Linked DNA regions of Homo sapiens: region 1 is linked to region 2. A link is an interaction called in ENCODE POLR2A ChIA-PET data of the cell type or tissue named here. Cell type or tissue: K562. All regions are shown on one strand. Each heading gives the region's core, and the rest is flanking DNA. Links, peaks and the distances in the headings are about the cores only. Region 1 has its middle 37 kb from the start of RBM47. Region 2 overlaps LINC02265 (long intergenic non-protein coding RNA 2265).

Region 1 (16,097 bases), core at 7,034-9,533, 360 kb after region 2:
TAGTATGAACATATTTGATTCTCACAAAAATACCTGAATAACCTGAACTGTAGTATTACTATGGCCATCTTACATTTACTGGGCTTTGCCACTTACTGCTGTGTGACATTGGGCAAGTTATTTAACCTCTCTGTGGTTAAATAACTTGCCCAATGTCACACAGCAGTAAGTGAAAAAGCCCAGATTCATGCCTAGGCCACCTGGTTCCAGAGTTTATGTTTGTAACTACTCTGGAATTGATTTTTTTTTTTTTTTTTTTGAGATGGAGTTTCGCTCTTGTTGCCCAGGCTGGAGTGCAATGGCCCGATCTCGGCTCACTGCAACCTCCGCCTCCCAGGTTCAAGCAATTGTCCTCCTTCAGCCTCCCAAGTAGCTGGGATTACAAGCATGCACCATCACACCCAGCTAATTTTGTATTTTTAGTAGAGACGGGGTTTCTCCATGTTGGTCAGGCTAGTCTTGAACTCCTGGCCTCAGGTGATCCGCCTGTCTTGGCCTCCCAAAGTGCTGGGATTACAGGAGTGAGCCACAGTGCCTGTCCTGGATTTTCTTTTCTTTTTTTCTCTTCTCTTCTTTCTTTTCTTTCTTTTTTAACATTCCCACATCACATTTATCTCCTTTTCTTTTTAAAAAAGTCCCTTGTTTATTAATAAATGATGAATCCTCAGAGGGAAAAAACACAAACGAGGGCTAAAAATGAGACAATTTGGATGCAGTCCCACCTACTTTTAGAGCCATAGGCTGTCTCCACCTGACCTCAGCCACTTACATTGTTGGGTAACACTGAGTCAGTCACTTTTCTTTGGACTTCCATTTTCTCATCCCTAACTGGGAAGAATACAATCTGCCCTACTATAGTATAAGGTTATAATGAAGATGGAAAAGATAACGTATGTGAAAGTGGTTTTTAAAATTTACATTTGGGAGGCTGAGAGAGTAGTCTGGGAGGTCAAGGCTGCAGTGAGCTATGATTGTGCCACTGTACTGCAGCCTAGGCGACAGAGTGAGACCCTGTCTCTAAGAAAAAAAAAAAGTTATTTATTTGAACAGGTACTGCATGCATACGGATAAAGGACAAATAAAATAAAATGCTACGCTGTAAAAAGTCCCATCTCCCTTCCACTCCAATCCCCTAGGCTCCGAGAGGTAACCGTTGGGTATGTACGTGCGCGCGCGCGTGTGTGTGTGTGTGTATCCTTTTAGAGATACGAAGCAGGTAGACAAGCATATATGCATATGTACCTTTCCTTTATCTCTTTTTGCATAAATGATGACATACTATCACACTTTTCTGCCCTTGCTTTTTTTTAGTTGCAATGTAATTCAAAAGTGTAACTGATTTCTGTATGTGCTTTTGAATCCACCTAATTCTTTTAAAAAGGCTGTTAATATTCCACTTGTGGATTTGCCAAAATTTATTTAAATTTAAAAAGCCAGGCACGGTGGCACGTGCCTGTAGTCCCAGCTACTCGGGAGGCTGAGGCAGGAGGATCACCTTGAGCCCAGGAGTTTGAGGCTGCAGTGAGCTATGACTGTGCCCCTGCACTCAAGCCTGGATGACAGAGTAAAACTCTGTCTCTTAAAAAAGAAAAAAAAAGAAGGTATGATGATATGTATAACTAGGCCGGGCTCGGTGGCTCACGCCTGTAATCCCAACACTTTGGGAGGCCGAGGCGGGCGGATCACGAGGTCAGGAGATCGAGACCATCCTGGCTAACACAGTGAAACCCTGTCTCTACTAAAAATACAAAAAATTAACTGGGCGTGGTGGTGGACGCCTGTAGTCCCAGTTACTCGGGAGGCTGAGGCAGGAGAATGGTGTGAACCCGGGAGGCAGAGCTCGCAGTGAGCAGAGATTGTGCCACTGCACTCCAGCCTGGGCAAAAGAGCGAGACTCCGTCTCAAAAAAAAAAAAAAAAGATATCTATAACTGTCCTATCTCTAACACACACAGCATGTTATTTCTATTTAAGAAAGGAAATGGAAGATGTGAGTTTTTGTCACAATCACTTTTTCTCAAATCTGGAGAGTTACCTGTTTTCAAAGGCACCTTAGGAAGCCTAGGAGAAGCCCATGATCATTCCTTTTTTTTTTTTTTTTGAGACAGAGTCTCTGTCACGCAGGCTGGAGTGTAGTGGCGCCATCTCAGCTCGCTGCAACCTCTGCCTTCTGCATTCAAGCGATTCTCCTGCCTTAGCCTCCAAGTAGCCAGGATTACAGATGCACTACCACACCCAGATAATTTTTTGCATTTTTAGTAGAGACAGGGTTTCGCCATGTTAGGCAGGCTGGTCTTGAACACCTGACTTCAGGTCATTCACTCCCCTCGGCCTCCCAAAGTGCTGGGATTACAGGCATGAGCTACCGCATCTGGCCTCTTTTTTTTTTTTTTTTTTAAGACAGGGTCTCACTCTGTGGCCCAGGCTGGAGTGCAGTGGTGTGATCATAGCTCACTGCTGGGACCACAGGTATGTACCGCTACATCTGGCTAATTCTTTTTTATTTTTTTGTAGAGACAATCTTTTTTATTTTTTTGTAGAGACAGTCTTTTTTATTTTTTTGTGCATTCATTCTTGATCACTCAACTCATTTAACCAAGTGGTTCAATTCTTCAGAACGTTCCTTTTTCCACAGATAAACTAGGAATAAAAACAATGAACCAACCACAGAAGTTCACCTTTTTCAATCTTGATGCCACCACAGGAACTGGAAGACCTATGTTTGACCACCACCCCCACTCCCCAACCCTTGACTCCTGCCAACCCCCGCCTCACTTACAAACTATATGATTATAGCAGCTGTGAGCAGGAGCAATTTGCCCAGACAGACGGAATTTCCATCTTGACTTAACTTCTTTCTAGAAGTGGAATCAGAAAATACTGTGTAGTCATCTGTGTCTCAGTTTCCTCATCTGCAACATGAGAATACAAATAATAGCACCTACCCATATGATTTTTATGAGGTTCAAATGAGATGTTACGTAAGGCATCTAGCACAGTAACTGGCGTATATAGTACAAGTTTAACCAGTGTCAACTATCATCATCATCATCATCACCACCACTATCATTATATGACTCTTCTGAGACTTACTTTCCTCCCTTGTAAAATCACAGGTAGCCTACAGTCTCCATAACCAGGAACGGGAGTGGTCTTCTCTCTGTTTTGCTAATGAGTAAAATGAGGCAAGGCATGCTAAAATGACAATTCTCACAGAATGAGAAAAGAGAACCCCTGAAGAGAATGGTGAGCTCCATTTTGAAGCAATGGGTCTGCTGTGTTCTTCCTGGCCCCAGACCACACAGGACTCCTGCCTCAGGGTTCACATCAGCAGGGCACCTTGAACCTGCTCTGACGGGCTCCGGAGAGCCAACTGTTAAATTTTCAGAAAGTCTGTAAGCCAGTTGTTAAACACAGCCATTACTAAAATTAAATTATATGAACTTACGATGAAATACATTACACTTACAATGGAGCAATACATACTCAAAACTTATCACTTCCTAATGATTTTATTACAGTTCACTGTGGTTTATGTTTTTAAGGTTATTTACATCAATTGTGTTTGTTTGTTTTTGAGACGGAGTCTCGCTCTGTTGCCCAGGCTGGAGTGCGGTGGCATGATCTCAGCTCACTACAACCTCCACCTCCCAGGTTCAAGCAATCCTCCTGCCTCAGTCCCCACTAGTAGCTGGGATTACAGGCATGTGCCACCATGCCCGGCTAATTTTTGTATTTTTAGTAGAGACGGGGTTTCGCCATGTTGGCCAGTCTGGTCTTGAGCTCCTGACCTCAGGTGATCCACCTGCCTCGGCCTCCCAAAGTGCTGGGATTACAGGTGTGAGCCATCACACCCAGCCTGTTTATTTATTTATTTATTTTGAGATGGAGTCTCGCTCTGTCTCCCAGGCTGGAGTGCAGTGGCATGATCTTGGCTCACTGCAACCTCTGCCTCCTGAGTTCCAGTGATTCTCCCACCTCAGCCTCCCGAGTAGCTGAGATTACAGGTGCCCGCCACGACGCCCAGCTAATTTTTGTATTTTTAGTAGAGATGGGGTTTCACTATGTTGGCCAGGCTGGTCTCTAACTCTTAGCATCAAATGATCCACCTGTCTCGGCCTCCCAAAGTGCTAGGATAACAGGCATGAGCCACTGCACCTGGCCATATTTGAACAGTGGAAATTGTATATAACAGTATGCTACTTCACATTTTCTTCCCAACTCTTCATTCAGTGATGTCAGATTAGTAGCTTGAAATCAGCCAGAGTGGGAATATTTACACTGCAGAAATCAGCAAACACTACAGACAAGCCCTTCTGCCTCCCCCAAGCTGGTGGTTAAACATCCACCAGCACACCACTGGCTCAAACCAGCACATGCAGCCAGGGTCTCTTGGAAGAAAACTCCTATTGCTCTCAGAGAGAAGAGTGTGTGGTTATTATCCCGTTGCGCCTAAATCAGGGGCCCATGAAGAAATAGGCTATTAGACATGGCCCTCTTATACTGTTTTCTTAACGAAAGTAAAATAAATAATTCTGAGCCCTTGGCCCACAGCCAAGGTCCTCTCGGGTTCAATTCTTCATCCTCTATTTGCAAGAGCTAATCATAGTGAAGGGTGCACGAAGCAACCGTTCTTTGTGTTCAGAGTGAAATAATGGCTTGTCATCCCTGAGAGTACGAAGGCTCTGTACTCCTCAGTGCAGTGAACACAAATCCCAGTCGCATGGCATCTGGCTTTTTCTTTTTCTAAGTGAATCAGAGTCTTTATGAGTAAACGTTTAGCTTTTTCCTCCACCCACTCTGGCCCAGCCATGACCAGGAGAGTGTTTTTTGTTTTTCTAGTTGAATTGACTCACCGATAGTTTTAGGAACCTGTTGGTTTGCATGTTTAGTTCTTTTTTTTTCCCCCATACCAGATTTGAAACCTAGCATGTTTAGTTTTGATCTATCAGAAGGAGCTGGAATCCTTGTTTGCAAACTCACTGATTATATAGCATATATTTGACTCTGTTTTTGTTTAGAGAAAAAGATACCCACTTCTAAAATAAAGAACTGAGGCCAGGCACGGTGGGTCACACCTGTAATCTCAGCACTTTGGGTGGATGAGGCAGATGGATCACCTGAAGTCAGGAGTTCCAGACCAGCCTGACCAACATAGTGAAATCCCATCTCTACTAAAAATACAAAATTAGCCAGGTATAATAGTGCATGCCTGTAATCCCAGCTACTTGGGAGGCTGAGGCAGGAGAATCACTTGAACCCAGGAGGTGGAGATTGCAGTGAGCTGAGATTGTGCCATTGCACTCCAGCCTTGGCAACTGAACAAGACTCCATCTCAGAAAAAACAAATAAATAAAATAAAATAAAAAACTCAGCCCTGGGCTTGCTTTGTTCTCACAGCCACATAACTTATCCACAAAATAATAATGAGAATCACCAAGGAATATAAAGACTTTTTGTAAATTAATAAAATGAAGTACGTAACTGGTATGCTGTTTCAAGAATAGCCCAAATATATATTTTATATATATAATTTTATTTTTAAAAATTATTATTATTATTATTTTTTGAGACTGAGTCTTGCTCTGTCTCCCAGGCTGGAGTGCAGTAATGCAATCTCAACTACTGCAACCTCTGCCTCCCAGGTTCAAGCAATTCTTGTGTCTCAGCCTCCCAAGTAGCTGGGATTACAGGCACCTGCCACCACAACTGGCTAATTTCTGTATTTTTAATAGAGACATAGTTTAGCCATGTTGGCCAGGCTGGTCTTGAACTCTTGGCCTCAAATGATCCACCCAACTTGGCCTCCCAAAGTGCTGAGATTACAGGTGTGAGCCACTGCATCTGGCCAGGAATAGACTATTTTTAAAATTTTATTTATTATTATTATTTTTTATATAAAGACAGGGTATCTCTATGTTGCTCAGGCTGGTCCCAAACTCCTGGCCTCAAGTGAGCCTCCTGCCTTGGCCTCCCAAAATGCTGAGATTACAGGTATGAGCATTAAATGCTCGGCCTAAAGAGTTATTTTTGGGCAGGTGTGGTGGCTCACGCCTGTAACCCAGCACTTTGGGAGGCCAAGGCGGGTGGGTCATGAGGTCAGGAGATCAAGACCATCCTGGCTAACAGGCAGAGCTTGCGGTGAGCCGAGATTGCGCCACTGCACTCCAGCCTGGGCAACAGAGCGAGACTCCGTCTCAAAAAAAAAAAAGTTATTTTTAATAAAGATATATAAAAAAATATTGCTTTAAAAGTTTCTTAGGCAAGGAATGTATAAAATTGAGTACGTCTCCAAATTCCTATTCTGATATAGCAACTGCTAACAATTACTGAGTTTCTATCATGAGCAGATATTGTGCTAAGTATTTTATGTGCATAATTTCATTTAATTTATTGAACAAATATTATTGAGCACTCATATATTGTTCCAGGCAATGTTCTAGACATGGGTGATACTAGCAGGGAATAAAACAGACAAAATCTATGATCTTATAAAAATGGATATATAATAGGTCAGACGGTAATAAGTGCTATAAAGAGAAATCAAACTTGGCTAAAGTGGGGTGAAAAGTACCTTTAGGTGAAAGGTGGCTGCTGTTAATTTATTATAGGGTGATCAAAGAAGATTTCTCTAATAGGTTAACAGTTTTCTGGGCAAAATTGTTTCTAGATAGAGGACACCGCAAAAAGTAAGAAAATGTTGAACATTTGACTTTCTAAGATAAAATAAGATAAAAATTACTATTTTATGGATGAGTAAACTAAGACTAAGGATTATTCTTTTTTTTTTTTTTTTTTTTTTTTTTGAGATAGAGTCTTGCTCTGTTGCCCAGGCTGGAGTGCAGTGGCGTGATCTCAGCTCACTGCAACCTCCGCCTCTAAGGTTCAAGCTGTTCTCCTGCCTCAGACTCCCAAGTAGCTGGGACTACAGCTGTGCGTCACCATGTCCAGCTAATTTTTGTATTTTTAGTAGAGACAGGGTTTCACTATGTTGGTCAGGCTGGTCTCAAACTCCTGACCTCGTGATCCACCCACCTCAGCCTCCCAAAGTGCTGGGATTACAGGCGTGAGCCACCGCTCCCAGCCTGACTAAGGATTATTCTTATATGTGCCCATGTCACCTACGTAATAAGAGGGAAAGTCAAAGCACAACCCTCAGACTATTAAGTCTATGCCTTACTCTCCCAAACATCATTCAATTTACTCATCCCAACTAAGAGCTCCTCTTTTAAAAGATTGGCAGAACATAAGACTACCAGGAATTAATTGGTGCTGCTGTCAGTTCTACAATTTAGTCTAGCCTTAGGCAAATTACTGACACTTGCTCTTCTCCAGAAACTGTAAAATGGGATTTAGGTAATTAACAACTCAGAACAACTATTTTGAGAATTAATTAGCTAATGGTTACAAAATACCCTGAACATTAACAATAAGAGTGTTTTCATTCTGAGTATCACATTTTCTTCTGAATGGAACTCCAGGTACCTCCATCCTTGCCTGCTCTGAACTTCCACACCCAGGTTCTCCTCAGATTTCTCTCTATTGGCAAAACCAATTAAGTAGATAGTAAAACCAGAGTGCATGTATCATCTTTTAAAAAAATTTTCTTTCAATAGTTTTGGGGGTACAGGTGGTTTTTGGTTACATGGATAAATTCTTCAGTGGTGATTTCTGAGATTTTAGTGCACCTGTCACCTGAGCAGTGTACACTGTACCCCAAAATGTAGTCTTTTATCCCTCTTCCCCCTCCTGACTTTTCCCCCCACCCCAAGTCCCAAAGTTCATTATATCATTCTTTTTTTTTTTTTTTTTTCAAACAAATTCTCACTCTGTTGCCCAGGCTGGAGTGCAGTGGTACGATCTCGGCTCACTGCAACCTCTGCCTACTGGGTTCAAGCTATTCTCCTGCCTCAGCCTCCTAAGTAGCTGGGACTACAGGTGTGTGCCACCATGCCCAGCTACTTTTTGTATTTTTTAAGTAGAGATGGGGTTTCACCATTTTGGCCAGGCTGGTGTCGAACTCAACCTCATGATCTGCCCACCTCAGCCTCCCAAAGTCCTGGGATTACAGGTGTGAGCCACCATGCCTGGCCCATTACATCATTCTTATGTCTTTGCATCATCATAGCTTAGCATCTACTCATAAGTGAGAACATATGATATTTGGTATCCATTCCTGAATTACTTTACTTAGGATAATGGCCTCCAGCTCCATCCAAGTTGCTGCAAAAGGTATTATTTCGTTCCTTTTTGTGGCTGAGTAGTATTCCATGGTGTATATATACCACATTTTCTTTATCCACTCATTGCTTGATGCGCAGTTAGGTTGGTTCCACATCTTTGCAATTGTGAGTTGTGCTGCTCCAGATATCATCTTTAACTCCTTTGCCTTCTCCACATACATTTCCAAGTCCTGTTCATTCTACCTCCAAAATGTATCTTGTATCCATTCATCTCTCTCCATCTTCAATCTATTTCAATACCCCATCATCTCTTGCATGGAGGAGTGTAATAATTGGCTAACTGGCCACCTCTTTTTCCAACTTGCTCCTTTCTTAAGCATTCGCCACACAAAAGCCAGAGTGACCTTTAAAATCAGAAATCACTGGGCATCATTTCCTACTTAAAACCTTTCAGTGATTGCCGGCTGGGCGCGGTGGCTCACGCCTGTAATCCCAGCACTTCGGGAGGCCAAGACGGGCGGATCACGAGGTCAGGAGTTCGAGACCAGCCTGGCCAACATGGTGAAACCCTGTCTCTACTAAAAATACAAACAAAAATTAGCCGGGAGTGGTGGCAGGTGCCTGTAATCCCAGCTACTCTGGAGGCTGAGGCAGGAGAATCGCTTGAAACCAGAAGGTTGGCTGGGCTAGATGGCTCATGCCTGTAATCCCAGCACTTTGGGAGGCTGAGGCAGGGGGATCACGAGGTCAGGAGATCGAGACCATCCTGGCTAACACGGTGAAACCCCGTCTCTACTAAAAATACAAAAAAATTTAGCCGGGCATGGTGGCGGGTGCCTGTAGTCCCAGCTACTCGGGAGGCTGAGGCAGGAGAATGGCGTGAACCCAGGAGGCAGAGCTTGCAGTGAGGCCAGATCGCGCCACTGCACTCCAGCCTGAGCGACAGAGTGAGACTCCGTTTCAAAAAAAAAAATAGAAAGAAAGAAACTGGAAGGTGGAGGTTGCAGTGAGCCGAGATCGCGCCATAGCACTCCAGCCTGGGCAACAAGAGCGAAACTGTCTCAAAAAAAAACAACCCTCAGTGATTGCCTATTGCAGACTAAGTACAGCACAATATCAGCTTGGCACAATTCCTTACCATGGCTAGGGTGACCTCATCCTGTTTTGCCCAAGACTTTCTTGATTTCAGCACTGAAAGTCCTGCATTTCAGGAAACCCTCAGTTCTGGGCAAACTGGGGCAATGGTTCCCCCTAACCATTGCCTTTAAGGCCTCACTCACATGAAGAGCTCCTGCCTGCCTCACAGCCTCACCTCATCCACTGTGCCTTCAATCACTACACCCTCTGCACACTGGCCTTGGTCTGGTTCTAAGGCAGCCCGGCCCTTTCCATCCTCAAGGCCTCGAGGGTTGTGCTCGCCTTTTCCCTTGCCTGGAAGGCTCTTCCCATGGCTGGATTCTTCTCATCCCTTAAAGCTCAGTTTAAATGCTCCAGAAAGGCCTTTCCTGATCTGAGTTAACTCAACAGATCCTATCTGCTATTCTTTATGATATCATTCTTCTATTTCCTGCCTAGCACTTATCACTAGTGAAAAGGAAAAAAAGAACCCTTTTTTTCTATACTCCTACAGAACACTTCTGACAACACAACACATGTCAGGAAAACCAGGTAGGTTTTTCACACGAAGCGATTCACCAATTCTCTGCAGACAACAGCTGGGTGTCCTACAATTTATCTCAATTCTGACACTAACTGTCTGGAGTTAGCACAGACCCCACTGGGGAAGGGCTCAGTCCCATAAGACTACCCTTTGATGCCAAAATGCAAGCCTGGGATTCCTACAGTGTTTTTTTTTTTTTTTTAGACGGAGTCTCAAAAAAGCCTCTGCCTCCCAGGTTCAAGTGATTCTCCTGCCTCAGCCTCCTGAGTAGCTGGGATTACAGGTGCATGCCACCATGCCCAGTTAATTTTTGTACTTTTAGTAGAGACAGGGTTTCACCTTGTTGGCCAGGCTGGTCTTGAACTCCTGACCTCAAGTGATCCTCCCACCTTGGCCTCCCAAAGTGCTAGGATGACAAGTGTCAGCCACTGCATCTGGCCCAGCCACCCAGTTCTAATTAGTAGTTATCTGCTGTTGTCAAGGCCTAAGGTCAAGGTCTAAATTCATAACCTGTCTCCCTGAGCCTAGAGGACCTTGATTCTGTTGCTCCTGAAACAGCTGGAGTAGGAAGGAGAACAGCTGCTATGCCCAGAAAACTGTGCAGGAACCGGTGGGCTTCCTATACTTCTGACCAACTAACTATAAATAAAGGGTTCTCACAATCCCCTCTTTGGGTTCCATAATTTGCTAGAATGGCTCACGGAACTCAGGAGCACGCTTTGCGTACCATCACCCAGTTCATTGTAAAGGATGCAACTCAGGAGCAGCCAGGTGGAAAAGATGCACAGGGCAAGGTATGAGGACAGGTGGAGCTTCCATGCTCTCCAAACATGCCACCCTCCCAGCATCTTTTTTTTTTTCTCTCCAGCCACATCCTTTTGACCTCCCAGCATCTTGATGTGTTTGTTCACTCACTTGGAAGGTCTCTGTACCCTGTTGTGTAGGGGTTTTATGGAGGTTCCGTTATGTGGGCATGATTGATTAACTCACTGGCCATTACTGATTGAACTCAAATTTTAACCCTCCGACTCTCCCCAGAGGTTGAACGGTGGGGCCGAAAGTTTCAACTGTCTAATCACAAAGATAGCTCCCCTGACAGCCAGCGCCCCCTCCTTAGGGGTTTTCCCAAAGTCACTTCACGAACTTGTGAAGGTGTAGGCCGGGTGCAGTGGCTCATGCCTGTAATCCCAGCACTGTGGGAGGCCAAGGCAGGAGGACCCCAAGATCAGCATGGGCAACGCAGTGAGACCCTGCCTCTACAAAAATTTTTTTAAATTAGCCAGATGTATTTTAAAATACAGCCAGACATGTGCCTGTAGTCCCAGCTATTTGGGAGGCTGAGGCAGGAGGATTGCTGGAGCCCAGGAAATCGAGACTGCAGCGAGCTGTGATCATGCCACTGCACTCCAGTCTGGGTGACAGAGTGAGACCCTGTCACCAAACAAAAACAAAACAAAAAACTCAGGTATAGTTGAAAGGGGCTTTTTATGAGTAACAAAAGACACTCTTTTCAAATTATCACTTGGGAAATTACAAAGGTTTTAGGAGCTCTAGGCGGGAAATGAAGACAAAGACTAAATATATATTTTTTATTATACTGCAATATCACACTAGTCTTGATTTATTTTCTTTTTTACTTTCTTTTTTTTTTTTTTGAGACTGTCTCACTCTATCACCCAGGCTGGAGTGCAGTGGTGTGATCTTGGCTCACTGCAACCTCTGCCTCCCGGGTTCAAGCGATTCTCCTGCCTCAGCCTCCCGAGTAGCTGGGATTACACACGTGCGCCACCATGCCCGGCTAATTTTTGTATTTTTAGTAGAGATGGGGGATTTCACCATGTTGACCAGGTTAGTCTCGAACTCCTGACCTCAGGTGATCCGCACACCTCGGACTCCCAGATGGCTGAGATTTCAGGCGTGAGCCACTGCGCCCGGTCTTGATTTATTTTCCATTTACCTGTTTATTGTCTGTTTCTTATCCCTAGAATGTGAGAGGACAGGGGCCTTGTCTGCATTGTTCACTGTGGTATCCCCAGCACATGACACAAAACATGTGCTCAGAAAATACTTACTGAAAATACTTACAGAAAATACCTACTTTACAAGCCTCACCTCTACCAAACAACAGGTGGACTCAAGCCCTGGAGGGACAGAGATTAAGGTCTCACAAACACCAGGACATCTGGTCAACCTGGTTCCTCCCAATGCCTGCAGGTGATTGAGAGCTGACCTCAAAGGGACCTCAAAGAAATTCTGGTTTATCTGGAGTTCTAGAGAGGTTAAAGGACTAGCCCTATGTTATACACTCAGTTTACATTTAACATAGGGCTAAAACCAACATTTCCTAATTCCCTACCAACTGAGCTCTAATTTCAAAGTATCTTAGTGTAAGAAGAAATCGCCAGATCCCATCTGCTCTAGTCCTTCCAAACAGCACCCTATCATTACCCGCATTTAAAAGATAAGACATCTGGTGCTAAAAGAAGTAAATGACTTTTCCTAGGTCACACGCCTATTGAAAGGCAAGGAAGGACTTCATTCGTTTTTTTTTTTGTTTTTTTTTTTTTGAGGCGGAATCTCACTCTGTCACCACCAGGCTGGAGTGCAGTGTTGCCATTTCAGCTCACTGCAACCTCCGCCTCCTGGGTTCAGGTGATTCTCCTGCCTCCTGAGTAGCTGAGACTACAGGTGTGTGCCACCACACCCGGCTAATTTTTGTATTTTTAGTAGAGACGGGGTTTCACCATGCTAGCCAGGCTGGTCTTGAACTCCTGACCTCAGGCAATCCACCCACCTCGGCTCCCAAAGTGGTGGGATTACAGGCGTGAGCTACTGCGCCTGGCCTGAAGGACTTCATTCTTACACCACACTGTCTCCAGGTTTTTGTTTTTTTGGTTTTTTTTGAGACGGAGTTTCGCTCTTGTGGCCCAGGCTGGAGTACAATGGTGCAGTCTTGGCTCACTCCAACCTCCGCCTCTCAGGTTCAAGCGATTTTCCTGCCTCAGCCTCACAAGTAGCTGAGATTACAGGCGTGTGCCACAATGCCTGGCTAATTTTGTATTTTTAGTAGAGATGGAGTTTCTCCATGTTGGTCAGGCTGATCTTGAACTCCCGACCTCAGATGATCTGCCCACCTCAGTCTCCCAAAGTGCTGGGATTACAGGCTTGAGCCACTGCACCCGGCCTTGTCTCCAGGTTTTAATCTTCTGTATTCTAGATTTTGTACAACCATGGAATTAAGTATCTTTCCCATATTAGACCCATTAGCAAATACCCCTGAGAGAGAGAGAGAGATTAGGTGCAGAAATAGCTCAGGAATGCCAAATCATTTAACAGATGCAGTGCTTTTGTTCTTGATTCATTAATTCATTCAACAAATATTTGATTCCCTACTATGTGCTGTAAATTATTGTGGATACTGGGAATACAGCAATGAATAAAACAAAACCTCATGCGGGAGAAAGGCAATGACAAACAAATAAACATATTTGTACATCTGAGGCATATCAGGTAGCCAAAGTGCTATGAAGAAGAATAAAGCAGGGGCCGGCGCGGTGGCTCACGCCTGTAATCTCAGCACTTTGGGAGGCCAAGGTGGGTGAATCACCTGAGGTCACGAGTTCGAGACCAGCCTGGCCAACATGGTGAAACCCTATCTCTACTAAAAATACAAAAATTAGCCAGGCATGGTGGCACGTACCTGTAGTCCCAGCAACTTGGGAGGCTGAGACGCGAGAATCGCTCGAACCTGGGAGGTGAAGGTTGCAGTGAGCCGAGATCGTGCCACTGCACCCCAGCCCGGGAGACAGGGCAAGACCCCCTCTTCAAAAAAAAAAAAAAAAAAAGAATAAAGCAGGATAAGGAGACAGTGACGGGCAGGGAACAGCGCTGCTTTAAATAAGTTGGTCAGGGAAAGACACTCCAGTCAGATGCCACTTGAGCAGAGATCTGAGTGAATTAACGACATGAACTAGAGAAAGAATATTCCACGCCAAAGAGAACAGAGGCACAGTGGCCCAAGGCAGGCAGGAGTTTAGCATAACTCAAGGGAGGGTCCAGAGGTCCTGCGGCTGGAGTGGAGTGAGCCGGAAAGAGGAAGGAAAGGTCACATGAAGAGCTGGGGCCAGGTCCTGATGGTAAGTGCTCTTTGGAACTCCTCCTTTTAAAACTGGCGTGTCTTCAGGAAGCTGAATATCTACAAAGCTAGGCCTCGGAGAGAAGGCTTTTCCTGAGTATGTTTGTGTGAGTGATTCCGTGTGTTAACAAAGCGCCCCAGGATTTGCCTTTTCTTCCCCTGTTTCTTGCTGTTAGAATGTTAATCTGGCTAAATCCATTCAGCTTCACTCGTTTGGAAATCAGTCATCTAATGCTTGTAGCGAAAAAAGGAGACAAGCTAATACATCTCAACAGAGCAGATACGTGGGAGCCACTCCCACAGATCAAGATCCTTGCAGAAACCCAAGCCATTGTTCAGCCAATAGTAAATAAGAATCCGAGTCATTCTAAAACTGAGTAGAAAGCTGAGTCATCCTTCCCTCTATCAAGAGCTTTATTCCTTTTGCATCCTGTGGATCTTGGTTGGTTAACACATTACTGAATGGTGACGTGGGTAGGTCTGTCTGCCTGCATCAAATCCTGCCCTAACCACATTCTCAAGATAGTTTTCACCACATTTACTAAACTTCCTTGAACCTCAGTTTCCTCCTCTGCAGGAGGAGGGTATGAATGCTTTATTAGTTTTCTACTGCTGTGTAATAAATTAGCACAGATCTAGAGGGTAAGAGCTACTCCCACTCATCATTTCACAGTGCTGTAGGCCAGAGGCCCCAGATGGCGTAACCAGGTTTTCTGCTAAGAGCCTTGAAACGCTGAAATCAAGATGTTGGTTGTCCGTGTCCTCACCTAGAGCTCAGGGTCTTCCTCCAAGCTCATCCCTGTTGTCAGCAGAATGTAGGTTCCTGCAGTTGTGGGACCGAGGCCTTGTTTCCTCACTGGCTGTCAGCAGAGGCCATTTCTCAGCTCCTTAAGCCTGCCCCCTTCCTCCACAGTGACCCTCTATTCCAAAGCAGCAACTACACACCTAACCCTTCTGACACTTGGAAAACATCTGACTTCTGCTCTCAGCCAGAGAAAGCTCTCTGCTTTTATTCTTTTTTTTATCTACTTATTTATTTTGTAGAGTGGGGATCTCGCTATGTTGCCCAGGCTGATTTTAAACTCCTGGGCTCAAGTGATCCTCTTGCCTTGACCTCCCAAAGTGCTGGGATTACAGGCATGGGCCACCATGCCTGCCGCTTTCTGCTTTAGCAGCTCATGTTCACCCAGATAATCACTCTTTCTTAAGGTCAACTGTGCCATACAACATAATATAATCATCAGAGTGAAATCTCATCATATTCACAGGTTCCAGAGATAAAGGACATCTTTAGGGTCCATTTTAGACATTCTGCCTACAACAAATGCCTTCCTTGCAGAACTCTTTTGAAAATTAGAGATGATGTATGTGTGTAAAATAGTTGCCAGCTGCTAATAGCTGCTATTACTATAAGAGCCTCTTTGATGCAGGGAGCAACTAAGTAACTGAGCTACTCAGTGAATCAAGTATAAGACCAGACTCCGGTGCCAGGGCTGTGGCTCATGCCTATAATCCCAACACTTTGGGAGGCCGAGGCAGGCGGATCACCTGAGGTCGGGAGTTCAAGACCAGCCTGACCAACATGGAGAAACCCTGTCTCTACTAAAAATACAAAATTAGCCAGGCGTGGTGGCGTGTGCCTGTAATCCCAGTTACTCAGGAGGTTGAGGCAAGAGAATAGCTTGAACTGGGAAGGCGGAAGTTGCAGTGAGCGGAGATCACGCCACTGCACTCCAGGCTGGGTGACAGAGCGAGACTCCGTCTCAAAAAAAAAAAAAAGATCAGACTCCAAACAGTCTATGGTAAACACCTATCATTACCTTTCTTATATGTATGAATATTAAAACAGCATTTCACGCATAACAAGTACACTGTTTTTATTGGAGCATTTATTAATGAGTTGATTTGGAAGTTCACCTTAGACAAAGATTGAGTTCCTCCCCTTTTCTCTGAATACATTATTTCTCTCTTTTATCAAATCATTTTGGCAAAGCTGCTGCTTCTTCTTCCTTCTCATGTACTTTGGTGGAGTTCCTTAACACAGGACTCTGCATTTGGCTTTTATAGCACAAGTATTGCTATGATCTGAATTTGGTGATCCTCCAAAATCCATACTGAAA
Region 2 (12,964 bases), core at 3,135-5,634:
TGCATGATGTTGGGGACTTGCTTTCCTCCTGTCTTTTTGCTCTACTGTTCTCGATACAGAACTTCTCCCTGTGAGGTCCGATGGTAGTTAGGGAGCAATGGTGCTAATAGGAGGCTTTGTTAATGAGAACAGGGATGCCTGCTAGATTTGGGGTTAGAAAGGAAAACAAAGAAATGTGATGAGGTCCTAGTGTCGTTGGCAGCTGGCAAATTCATTACATCATCAAGCTCTCTGACTTAAGTCTCTTGCCTACCTTGCGCTGGTTAAAACGAAAATGTAGCCCTCAGCGCCGCAGAAAACAATTCTCCAGGGCTGTGACCATGGGGTGCCAGGGAGGAAGTGAAACTAATTGGGCAAAGACTCTTCCTGTCTGTCCATTCCTCTGTGTGGCCCTCTGGTAGAAGCAAGGATTTATGCATGTTGGGCTAGATATGAGTGAAAAAGGGGAAACATGGTCTGAAGGAGGACTTTGGGGTCAGGAATAGTCTAAAGTTTAGCAATTTTCTTTTGCTTTAGGAATCGCTCTTTGACCTCATTTTTTTTTTCTTTTTAAGTGAAGTTTCCAAGCAGAAAAGGCAGTATTTGCCAAGTGCTACAATTCACTCTAAGCTGATTGGGTTCTGAACACGAAGGCCCTTTTTACTCTCACAATCATTTAAAAACAGTAGTAGTAAGTGGGGTGTTTTCGCACTAATTTACAGGTTCCTCATTTGTTGCTATGATGACCCCCTGAGGCCGGAATTGTTATCCTCTTACAGATGGGGCAGTTGAAGCTCAGAGAGAAGTGGCTTGACCAAGGCCCAACGGCAGGTGAGCAGCAGAGTCTAGGGTTTTATCTTTCTATCACACCTGTCACCGTGGTGCCCGGGGATGAGCAGTCACTTCAGATAAACGTTGAGGTTTCTGTTACCAGCCGTCCTCCGGGCCCAGTGTGATTAGTCTACTTTGCTCAGCTTCCTGTAGGTGTGTTGTGATACTCTGTAGATACTTTATTTCCTCTTCTCCCCTAGTTCGTCCAGAAATACAAACTGTTGAATTTCTTTATCATCATTTTAGAAGTGATAAACATTCCCAAAAGGTATGTTATTTCTGCCATGGAGTTGGCAGTCTTTATTCATGCAGAATGCATTCTGGAGTGTTTTGTTTTAGTGAAAAGAAGACATTCTTAGAAATTGAAGACAAAGAGGAGAGGAAGTGAGCCCGCAGGGGGCATGTTCCCATGGGATTGGGAGTCAGGCATCTTTAGGTATCTCTGCTCCCTTCTCCTCGGGAGAAAGCAAGGACCACTGCCTTCTAAGTCAAGCAGACCTTGGTTCAAATCCCAGCTCTGGCGAAAATTCTTGAGGAAGATATTTAACCTCTCTGAGCCTCAGTTTCCTCATCTAGAAAATGGGGAGAATAATATCACTTTCTTCATTGGGTCATTGGGGGGAATTTAATGAAGTAATGCAACATTTTTCCAAGTGTGATATACATCCTATAGGTGATAGATGATTTTCTGGTGATATAGATATTCTAATGTAATAATTATAACATACACACACCAGCACACCAAAATCATCATTTCACAGGTCTGATTGCTTAGGGTGTGGCTAGGTAAGAAGCATATATAACCCACATTAAAGACTATTTTAATACAATGTTAAATGTGTGATAGAGATGGCATCAGTGGACTAGAGAGGGGGAACGACCATCACCAGGAATCCCTGAAGGAATGTGTATGAAAGTGGGCCCTGCCCACTTTGGTTGAAGTCTTCCACCCTGGTTGACTTTGGACAAAGGAAACCAGGCAGATCCAGGTTGGATGGGAAGGCTGGCTCTCCCTGAGACCTGAAGCCAGGGGCCCTGTGAAGAGTCCCTGTTAATTTCATCTTGCGCTGCTGCCCTCTGGTGTTCACGCGCTGTTCCCAGTGTCTTGAGAGCAAGTCAAAGCCGAGCCAGTGCGATTTAGAGCGTGAGCGCGACCCTGTCTGGCCCTTCTCCCACTTCTTTGTTTCCCTGCTTTCAGGGACTTTCCGAGTCCCATCAATCCCACCACCTTGGCCTATCCTCCCCCAAGTGTCACTTCCTCCTGCAGCCTAGTCGCAACTCCCCTTCCCCCAAACTCCTTACTAATCAGCAGAGGATGCTCTGGTTCTCAGGTGTGAACAACAAATGAGCTTAGTTTACTGAGGGGACATTTGTTTTAAAAGAGAAACCAGTTTAACAAAACAAAAACTCAAGTCAGCAGGAAGTGAAGTGGCTATATTTTTGAAATGAGGGTCTTTCCTTGTCTCCCAAGCTTCCTCTACAGAATGGAACCTGCTCTTTAAGCAGGCAGCCACATCCCGGGAATGAAATCCTTCAAAGGGAATGAATTGCCTTTCTTCCCAGCCAATTCTACAAGAAACTTTCAAATAGTTTCACTTTCTGTGTTCGAACATAATACTTATAACTGAGAACCCCAAATATAAGTGGTTTTTGTTAAATCACTGGATATAATAAAGGCTGGGTGTGATGGCTCATGCCTGCAATCCCAGCACATTGGGAGGCCGAGGTGGGTGGATCACTTGAGGCCAGGAGTTCGAGACCAGCCTAGTCAACATGGTGAAAGCCCATCTCTACCAAAAATACAAAAATTAGCCAGGCCTGGTGGCAGGTACCCATAGTCCCAGCTACTCGGGAGGCTGAGGCAAGCGAATTGCTTAGGTGGAGGTTGTAGTGAGCTGAGATCGTGCCACTGCACTCCAGCCTGGGTGACAGAGCGATACTGCATCTCAAAATAATAATAATAATAATAATAATTTATTTACCTCTCATGTAAACAGAGACAACCCAAGACTGTTATGGCGGCTCCCTGATCACCAGGTTTCTTCCATCTTGTTCCATTCTCTTCAACACATGGCTTCTACCTCGTGGCCCAAAATGGCTGCTCCAGCTCCAAGCTTGGTTCAGCGTTTCAGTCACTGGTCAGGAGGAAAGGAACAGAGAAGGGTACATTCTAGTTCTTTAAAGTGCTCACTGGCCAGGTGCGGTGGCACATGCCTGTAATCTCAGCACTTTCGGAGGCCAAAGTGAGAGGATCACCAGAGGTCAGGAGTTCGAGACCAGCCTGGACAACACAGTGAAACCCCATCTGTACTAAAAATACAAAAATTAGCCAGGCATGGTAACACATACCTGCAGTCCCAGCTACTCAGGAGGCTGAGGCAGGAGAATCACTTGAACCTGGAAGACGGAGGTTGCAGTGAGCTGAGATGGCACCACTGCACCCCAGTCCCCAGCAACAAAGCGAGACTCTGTCTCAAAAAGAAAAAAAAAGAAAAAAGAAAAGAAAGAGAAGTGCTCACCACTCTCCCTTACATCCTGCTGACCAGTCCTCAGACATGAGTTCACTGTCAGGTATACTGGGGAATGAGGCAGAGCAACCATGGGCCTTGGTAACATTTGACATTTTATTACTGAAGAATTAGAGAATGGATTTTGGAGACAATCAGCAATCTCCTCTATAAGCCGATGGCTGGCGTTGTGAAAGATGTTCAGACCCAAGAAGGATCAGATCCCAGAACTAAAAAGAAGCTCTAGCATTTCCCTCCTGTCATCGAGGAAATGCTGCTGGAACAACGGCTAATACTCTAAGCCTCGGCCGGGACGCGGAGATTGTAGTCTGGCTCTGCCTCTCGCCACTATCATGGCCTTGAGAGAGTTACCTAACATTCCAGAGCTCAGTTTCTCTCAGATGAGGTTACTTCCTGCTCTACAATGATGACTATATATACTTGTCATGGCATCAGGCAGTTAAATAGACAATGAATGTATTTTTTCTTCCTTTCAATCGTGAACATTTAATGTTGTGAATAATTAAGAATACACATAACTGGCTGGGCGAGGTGGCTCATGCCTGTAATCCCAGCACTTTGGGAGGCCGGGCGGGGGTGGATTACAAGGTCAGGAGATAGAGACCATCCTGGCTAACACGGTGAAACCCCATCTCTACTAAAAATACAAAAAAATTAGGAGGGTGTGGTGGCGGGCACCTGTAGTCCCAGCTACTCGGGAGGCTGAGGCAGGAGAATTGCTTAAATCTGGAGGTTGCAGTGAGCTGAGATTGCACCACTTCACTCCAGCCTGGGCAACAAGAGTGAAACTCCATCTCAAAAAAAAAAAAAAAAAAAAGGAATATAGATAACCAATTTCTGGCCCCCAGTTATCCTTTTAACCTTGCAAAACTCCTTCCTTTTGGCTAGAAGTGAAGTCTTTGGCTGGGAGATCCACTTTATGTTCCTATTGAGCTTTGGAAGCAGAAGGTCTGAAGGAACCGACAAAGACCCTCACAGTTGTGAAGTCTCTGTTTATACCGAGCAGTAGCGGCTGCCTTCGCCCGTCTCAAACTGCGGGGACAGGAAGCATATGGAGCCAGTTGATAAAGAGGGTATCAGCTGTGAGCACACTAATCTCGAGGAAATGGGGATCCCAAAGGCACCTGGATTAGCCACAGACCAAAGGAGCCCTCTTACAATTCCTTTCAGTTGCTAAGACACGCTATGTTTGAAAGAACACCCCCCAACCACACCCAAGAAAGAAAAACATAACCTGCAATTGCTCAATTCCTTACAGATAGCCAGCAAACCCTAGCATCTGGGCCTTAATAAAGAGCTAAACTGCAAACAGAAAAGCTACTTTGTCTGCTTCTTGCGGCCAGAGAGCGAACCTGTGTGCTAGTTGGTCACCATGGCTACAAGATGTGACTTTTCTAGTTCTGTGTGATAGAGTGGCTGAGCAGGGTGGTGGCAGGAAGAGGACAAATCAAACATCCAACTAGGAAATGGGGCACTGGGTGGCACGTCTCCATCCCAAGCTGAGCCTTGCTCTTGTTTTGACAGAGACTCCCTGGAGACTGGCCTTGTGACGAGGAGGACAGGTACTCCTGGTTGCAGCATCTGGGGTACCATCTTCCCTCTTCCTAGGATGACTTTCAGCTTCAGGCAGACCAAGCCTGAATCAAAGGAGAAGGGATCCAGAAAGTTACGTGATCTGATTTTAAAGCAAGGACACAGGAGCCAGTGTGAAGGGGCTACCCCTGGGCAAATCGGACACAATTTGAGCACCAAAGTAATTAAGGACAGCAATGGGATGTGAACTATTGAAAAATAGGAATCCCCAGCCTAGGCTATATCACTAGACCCCATCTCTACAAAAAATTTAAGAAATTAGCCAGGTGTTGTGGCTCATGCTTGTAGTCCCAGCTACTTGGGGGGCTGAGGTGGGAGGATCACTTGAGCCTGGGAGGTCGAGGCTGCAGTGAGCTGTGATTGTGCCACTGCACTCCAGCCTAGGTGACAGAGGGAGACTCTGTCTCAAAAAAAAAGGGGCAGGGGAAGAAAAATGGAAATCTACATGTGCATACTGATAATAAGTAGATAAGGAGGAGGTGGGGGGATCTTGCTTACAGTAGAATCCTGCAAAGTGCTAACTGGTAAATGTGCAGGGTGAGCTGGAGTTAGAAAATCATCATTTGCCACCATCCAAGTGAAAGCTGGCTCAGGCAAGGATCATTAATAGTTGCTAAATTTAAGTGGAAATTCTGATGAGGAGCAGGATATTTGCATGATTTTTAAAGTACCTATTCACAGATTGCTTATTGGTTACAAGAGAAAAAATAGTAATTCTACAGTGGAGAAGTCAAACAACACGTTGATTGGGTGATCAAAATTTATGTCACCAGTAAGGGGCAGATGGACCTTGTGTGCTTCCAGATGTGATGCTCCAAAAAGGACACAGTATCACCTATTTAATGTGCTGTCCAGGAATGCATAACCTGAATTTAATGATGGGAAACATCAAAAAACCCCAAATGAGAAAATTCTATTTAAAAATAGAAAAGAGGGGACTAGTATTCTCCAAAAATGATAGTATTGTAAAAGACAAAGAAAGGCAGTGTAAAATCTTCCAAATTAAAGTAGACAACAGTTGCGGCAGCTAAATACGGTATGTAACCCTGATCTTAGACTGTATTCTATACTAAAAGGGAAAAAATGATATATAAGACATCATTGGGTCAACCAGAAAATGAGAAAACAGATGGTAGGCTAGATAAAACTACTATATCAATTTTTTTTTTTTTTTAAATATAGAGTCTCTCTCTGTTGCCTAGGCTGGAGTGCAGTGGCACGATCACCGCTCACTCCAACCTCCACCTCCTGGATTCAAGCGATTCTCTTGCCTCAGCCTCCCGAGTAGCTAGGATTATAGGCATGTGCCACCACGCCCAGCTAATTTTTGTATTTTTAAAAGAGAGGGGATTTCACCCTGCTAGCCAGGCTGGTCTTGAACTCCTGACCTCAAGTGATCCACCCGCCTTGGCCTCCCAAAGTGCTGGGAGTACAGGCATGAGCCACTACACCCGGCCTTATCAATGTTACATTTACTGAGGTTTGTAACTGAACTATGGTTATGGAAGAGAATATTCTTAAGAAATACACACTGAAATGTTTAGGAGTAAAGGGCCGTGAAATATTAGTATTTAGAGAGGAGACAGAGAGAGAGAGCTGGGTAGGTAGATAAAAGACATGCAAAATGCTAACTATAGGTGGCTATGGTGTAAGGGAACAGGCTATTTTTTGTAGTATTTTTATTCTTGTAACTTTCTGTAAGTTTAAATCTTTTCCTAATAAAAAATAATTAAAAAGAATACAACTCTTAAAGGACACACACATGCTGCTGTGATGCACAGACCATGGAGGGGAAGGGCAGGAACCGGCCACATGGTCAGGCTGTCATTTCGGTATTTCAGGCGAGAGAAGATGGTGGCTTAGACCAGGACAGTGATAGGAAAAGGGACACGGGGCATTTGGGTTCTGGATATGTCTTGAAGGTACAGCTATTAGGATTTTTTGATTAATTCCATGTGGAGTTGAGAGAAAGGGAAGGGGCAATGGAGAGCCCCAAGTTTTCTGGCCCGAGCAACTGGAGCCTGGAGTTGTCAGTAACTGGGATGAAGTGGAGGGAAATGCAGATTTGAAGTGGGAGATTGAGAGTCCGCTTTTGGATATGGGCCTGGGTAAGTGGATTCAGGGAACATATTATTTAATTTTAATTAAACTAAAGTGCATAAAATGGATACTTAGCTTTAAAAGATTTCTACAAAGTAACCACAAATCAAAGATAAACTGAATACTGTAAGTGAAGGTGAATTTCCAAAATACTGCATTTTTGGTTGGTGAGATTGTAAGATTGGTGAACAATACTCTTCTTTGTTTAGATCTATGTATATTTGTGAGGAGTCTCTTCCTGCGACGACAACCTTACATTGACAATTAAAATATGCTGAATTTAAAATCAGACCTCAGAGTAACTGTAATACAAGATGTTAAACCAATATTTTAAAATATAATGAAGCATATTCAGTCACATTGTGCTTGTCAAAAAGAGCAAAATTCTTTTATTATATTGTATACAATTGTTATTATATAAATAAATAATTTAATATATTTATTTCATCTTTAATTCAAAATGGATATTCACTAAGATATCCTTTTTGGTGTCTGTCCTGTGAGATGAACAATAATTTAGTCATGTCACTTAACGATGTGGACATTTTGTGAGAAATGCATTGTTAGGTGATTTCATCATCATGTGGACATCATAAAGTGTACTTACGCAAACCTAAATGGTATAGCCTTTGCTCCTAGGCTATCAACTTGTACAGTATGTGATCTTACTGAATATTGTAGGCAGTTATAACACAATGGTTACACAGTATATGGGATCACAGTATATGTGGCCACTTCGCGTTGACTGAAATGTTTTGTAGCACGTGACTCTATTTTATAAAGTCATATATATGTATGTAATCTATAAATTTAAAAAATACATAAATAGGGGAGCATGCTCAAAATTTGAATCAGTAAATGGAGAGATCAGAAAAGTTTGGAGACCTCTGGGTTAGAATATAACACTAATTCCAGCCAGATAAGGCAGTTACCTTTGCCATCATCTGTTCCCTTCCAGTAAAGGTGTGGTGTGGATGGAACAGTATAGATTCAGACCCATTGCTAGGGACCCCAGCTCACTGCATATGTGTCCAGTGCATTAAGAGGTTTTGTCTAGGGCAAATAAGTGATAATACATCATCTAATGGAATATTCTGCAAATTCTAAAAAGAATGGATCAATTTGAATTGATATGGAAAGATGTCTGAGATACAATAAGTCAAAAAAGCAAGTGATAGAACAATGTACAGTGTCAAATAGACAAATCATACACATGTGCTGTGTATTCACAGAAACAGGGGCTACCTGTAGAGAGTGGAGAAGGAAATTTGTTTTTAATGTACTGTTTAATAAAAAAAAACATAAACATGTATTTGTTCAATATTTAAAAAGTTTTGAAATGTTTATCCTCTTTGAAACTCCTTTTATGATGTTATCCTGGAGAAATAAAGATATAATAACTATTTTGTATTAAGTTGATCATTGTGACATTATAATGGTGAAAAATTAGAAATAACCTAAACATCTAGCATTTAGAGAATGATTAATATTGGGAAAATGAACTGTAATATAATGCGGTCTTTTAAAAATCAAGTTTCTGAAAATTTCACCAGATGGAGAAATACTGACAATATGCTAATTAAATTCACTATTAATCTTGATGTAAAATCTGTGTTAATCTCCATGATGTTAAAAATGCATAGAAAAATAAAAAGCCTAGAAGAAAATATTCCCAAATGACAACAGAAGTTGCCTCTGGTAGTGAGATTACAGGAGATTCTTTATTTTCTGAACCTTTGTATTTTCATATTCTTTTCACTTTTTTTCTGCAGTAAGCATGCATTATTTTGTAATGTGAAAGAAAAAGAAAGTAAAATACTGAGAAAATTATGACGTGCATTCCTGGCATGAGTCAGGAGCTGAATTTTCATGTTTAAATTAGTTTCAGAAACACAGGAGTGGTTTCTAGGCAACCTGCTTGGGAAATTATGTTCATTTCCATTGTTGCTGGAGTGTGCGTGAGTGTCTGAAAGAAAATGTAAGAGACGAACCTTTGCAAAAGCAGACTCCTGCTAAGGAAAAATAAGCTTTGCCACCCAGTTTTGGTCATGGGGACTTGAGTTACTGTGACCTCAGAGGCCCCTAGGGGCCTGATCATTTTTTTTCTTTCTTTTTTCCTCCATCTTTTCTTTTCTTTTCTTTCTTTCTTCCTTCCTTTTTCTTTGCTTGCTTTTTTTTTTTTCAAATGAGTGATTGATTTTAATGAGGATTGCTATAGGATGCTATAGGATGCTATAGGAATGTCTAATGTACAGTACATTAGACATTCAAGCCTCTGCATAAGGTGTGGGAAACTGAGAGGGGAGAGAGAATCAAGCAAAAACCCCCACTCTGTGCCTCTGCTGAGAATCCAGGGCTGTAATTGAGGCCGTTGCAAGGCTTTACAAGACGGATTGTAGCTCAGGATGTGAAAAGATTGCCTCATCATCATGTGAGTCATTTACCATTATTATAGACAATCCTGCTGTGCCAAAGGGCTTTTAATCAGAAGGAAACACTGAAAAATGGAATCAGGGCTAAGAAACGCTTGGCCCAGCCTGATGGGCTGTGGAGGATGGTCTGAGTTAAGAATATTTTTTAGCCTCAAGGGAGATGCGTTCTTCACTAAGCGTTTGCAGAAGGTGCAGAAGGTATTGTTCTCAGCCCACGGTGTGTGTTTTGTTGACCTTGACTGCGTTTTTCAGCAAGAAGGAAAGGCTATTTGCCTGATAAATGGAATCGGAGCTCAGCGTCTCGCTCCTAGGCCCCCTAGTGGTTGTCTTTTGCAATTAAAAAAATGAAGTGACGTGAGGTCAACAGCAGGCTCTTTGGGTAACGATCGCAGGTGACTAGAGTGTGCTGCCTTTGACGCTGGCTCCCCCAGACTTCATCAAAGCTCAGGGGAGAAGCCTTGAAAATCAGGAGCTCCAGAGGGACAGACGCATTTCCTCACAGAACGCGGGACAGGAAGGCAGGAACCTTCCGTTGTGGATGGTGAAGAGCTTGTTCTGTCTTCAAACTTCTGAACCAATGTCCTGCATTCCATGTATGTGGCTCATGGTTCTGACCACTGCTGCTTTAAAATGACAGACCTCTGGGCCGGGCACGGTGGCTCACGCCTGTCTGTAATCCCAGCACTTTGGGAGGCCGAGGCGGGCAGATTACGAGGTCAGGAGATCGAGACCATCCTGGCTAACACGGTGAAACCCCTGTCTCTACTAAAAATACAAAAAAAAAAAAAAAAAAAAAAAAAAAAAAAAAAATTAGCCGGGCTTGGTGGCGGGCGCCTGTAGTTCCAGTCCCAGCTACTCCGGAGGCTGAGGCAGTAGAATTGCTTGAATCCAGGAGGCGAAGCTTGCAGTGAGCCGAGATCGTGCCACTGCACTCCAGCCTGGATGACAGAGTGAGACTCCATCTCTCACACACACAAAAAACAAAACAAAACAAACAAACAAACAAACAAACAAAAAGACAGACCCCTGGAAGGTAAATGAAGAGAGGGACCAACAGTGACTGCCCCTCCTTCTCTGGCAGCTCTTGAGGGCAGGCCCTTCTCTTTTCATCTTGTACTCCAGGGCTTATCAAAAGGGCTTAGTATAAGTAGACTCCACAGATGCTTGTGGTCTGAATGATATGTGGAGCCCAGTGGGGTAGATAATATTATTCCTTTCACCCATGAGGAAACTGAGGTGCAAAGAAGATTTTTTAAAAATGCCTGAGATCTCTCACTAATAAATGACAGAACAGAAACTCCAGTCCCAAATCCCAAAGGCTTTTTTTCTACCAAGATGCACCCCCACGCCTCCACCATGCACTCCATCTTGCTGGTCCAGTCCGTCAAGTGAGAGCCTCGTTTTTGGTCTCTGCCTCCTATGGATCAGTCCACCCTGGAGGCACAACCTTCTTTCCCTTCTCTGAACTTCTGGTTCAGACCTCTCATTTGGCAGCGAGTCACGCCTTTAAGGAATAGTTGGCAGGGTGCAGTGGCTCACGCCTATAATCCCAGCACTGTGGGAGGCTGATGTGGGCAAATCGCTTGAGCTTAGGAGTTCGGGACTAGCCCGGGCAACATGGTGAAATCCCTGTCTCTACTAAAAATAAAAAAAAAAAGTAGCTGGATGTGGTGGCGGTGCCTGTGGTCCCAGCTCTCTGGAGGCCGAGGTGGGAGGATCGCTTGAGTCCAGGAGGCAGAGGTTGCAATGACCTGAGATTGCACCATTGCACTCCAGTGGGTGACAAAGCAAGACCCTGTCAAAAAAAAAAAAAAAAAGAGTCAGGTGCAGTGGCTCACGCCTGTAATCCCAGCACTTTGGGAGGCCAAGGCAGGTGGATCTCCTGAGGTCAGGAATTTGAGACCAGCCTGGCCAACATGGTGAAACCCCGTCTCTACCAAAAATACAAAAAAATTAGCCGGACCTGGTGGCAGGCGCCTGTAATCCCAGCTACTTGGGAGGCTGAGGCAGGAGAATCTTTTGAACCCGGGAGATGGAGGTTGCAGTGAGCCGAGACTGTGCCATTGAACTCCAGCCTGGGGAACAAGAGTGAGACTTCTCTCAAAAAAAAAAAAAAAATAGTCTTCTTGCTTGCATTACTTATTTAACTTTTATTGTTATTCAGCTTTTCTTAGAAATTTGTCTTTTTCCTCTAAATATTCCATAATCACCTTGAAGGATGAGATGATGTGTAGTTAATTCTTGTGAACTCTCTGCCCAGCATTCAGTAAATATTTGCAGTATGAGTGGATTTTGCAGCACTATTCTGATCAAAACTCACCTCTCAGTGCCTGTTTCTACTGGGAAACTAGGAAATATTTTTTTTGTTTTGTTTTGTGTTGTTTGAGACAGAGTCTCGCTCTGTCACCCAGGCTGGAGTGCAGTGGCCAGATCTTGGCTCACTGCAACTTCTGCATCCCGGGTTCAAGCGATTTTCCTGCCTCAGCTTCCCAAGTAGCCGGGACTACAGGCGCCCACCACCATGCCAGGCTGATGTTTGTATTTTTAGTAGAGATGGGGTTTCACCATTTTGGCCAGGCTGGTCTCGAACTCCTGACCTTGTGATCCACCCACCTTAGCCTCCCAAAGTGCTGGGATTACAGGTGTGAGCCACCATGACCAGCTGGAAGTGGTTTTAATATTTATCTTAAAACATGTATTCTCATCAAAAAGGTGATCCACTCCCCTCTGCTGAGGGGCTTACAACCTAAGTTAAGTTAAATACAGTTCTCTTTTCTCCAGAAGCTTAACTCTTGAGCTTGTACTTATCTTACTTATCTTGGCTATTACTACACTGGATTTAGGTCAAAGGTAGAATTTTTTTTTTTTTTTTGAAACAGAGTCTCACTCTGTCGCCCAGGCTGGACTGCAGTGGTGCGATCTCGGCTCACTGCAACCTCCACCTCCCGGGTTCAAGTGATTCTTTTGCCTCAGCTTCCCGAGAATCTGGGATTATAGGCGCCTGCCACCACGCCCAGCTAATTTTTATATTTTTAGTAGAGGTGGGGTTTTGCCATGTTGGCCAGGCTGGTCTCGAACTCCTGATCTCAAGTGATCTGCCTGCCTCGGCCTCCCAAAGTGCTGGGATTACAGGCATGAGCCTCTGCATCCAGGCTAGGTCAAAGGTGGAATCTAAATTCATTTAGGTCCTTCCATTTTGACTGGAATCTGTCAGCTCCCAAACACAGCACATCCGTTCCGCAACGGGGATCCACTCTGACAAGCTGGGTCACAGTGGGGCTAGTTTCTCTGCCAGGCGCATTTACATCCAAGGTTGTTTCATCTTGCTCTTAAGGCTGCCCTTTAGGGAGCCATGCTTGGCACAGGTGTGTGCACATTAAGGTTAAGACACTCAGCTGCCACCATCCTCTCACCGCGGACACCAGAAGCGTCACTGCCCAGGGAAGGCCAGCCAAGACTGCCTGGGGAATTGTGGCATGGGAGGAGGGTGACTGCCAATCA

Evidence for each region. Peaks named below come from ENCODE experiments on the same cell type or tissue, not always from the same donor. Only the 100,000 strongest peaks of a DNase experiment are listed, where the experiment ranks them.
Region 1: POLR2A ChIA-PET joins it to region 2 with 5 read pairs; 5 of 35 experiments call an interaction of 5 or more read pairs at or near these places.

What each region holds. Positions count from the first base shown.
Region 1 is chr4:40,658,708-40,674,804 of GRCh38, forward strand. No RefSeq gene overlaps it. Among named protein-coding and RNA genes, the nearest start is that of RBM47, 37 kb to the left of the region's middle. RefSeq lists enhancers at 2,976-3,481, 4,954-5,093, 13,575-14,774. In K562, for the core only: no CTCF peak of the experiment used is centred there; no DNase peak of the experiment used is centred there; H3K27me3 peaks cover 370 bases.
Region 2 is chr4:40,307,519-40,320,482 of GRCh38, forward strand. It overlaps LINC02265 (long intergenic non-protein coding RNA 2265), which reads left to right. Exons shown (of 4, transcript NR_121641.1): 2 at 759-810. Among named protein-coding and RNA genes, the nearest start is that of LINC02265, 6.8 kb to the left of the region's middle. RefSeq lists enhancers at 87-136, 707-836, 1,841-2,479, 2,410-3,609, 2,480-3,118 and 2 more and a silencer at 1,774-2,068. In K562, for the core only: no CTCF peak of the experiment used is centred there; a DNase peak (open chromatin) is centred at 4,463; H3K4me3 peaks cover 359 bases.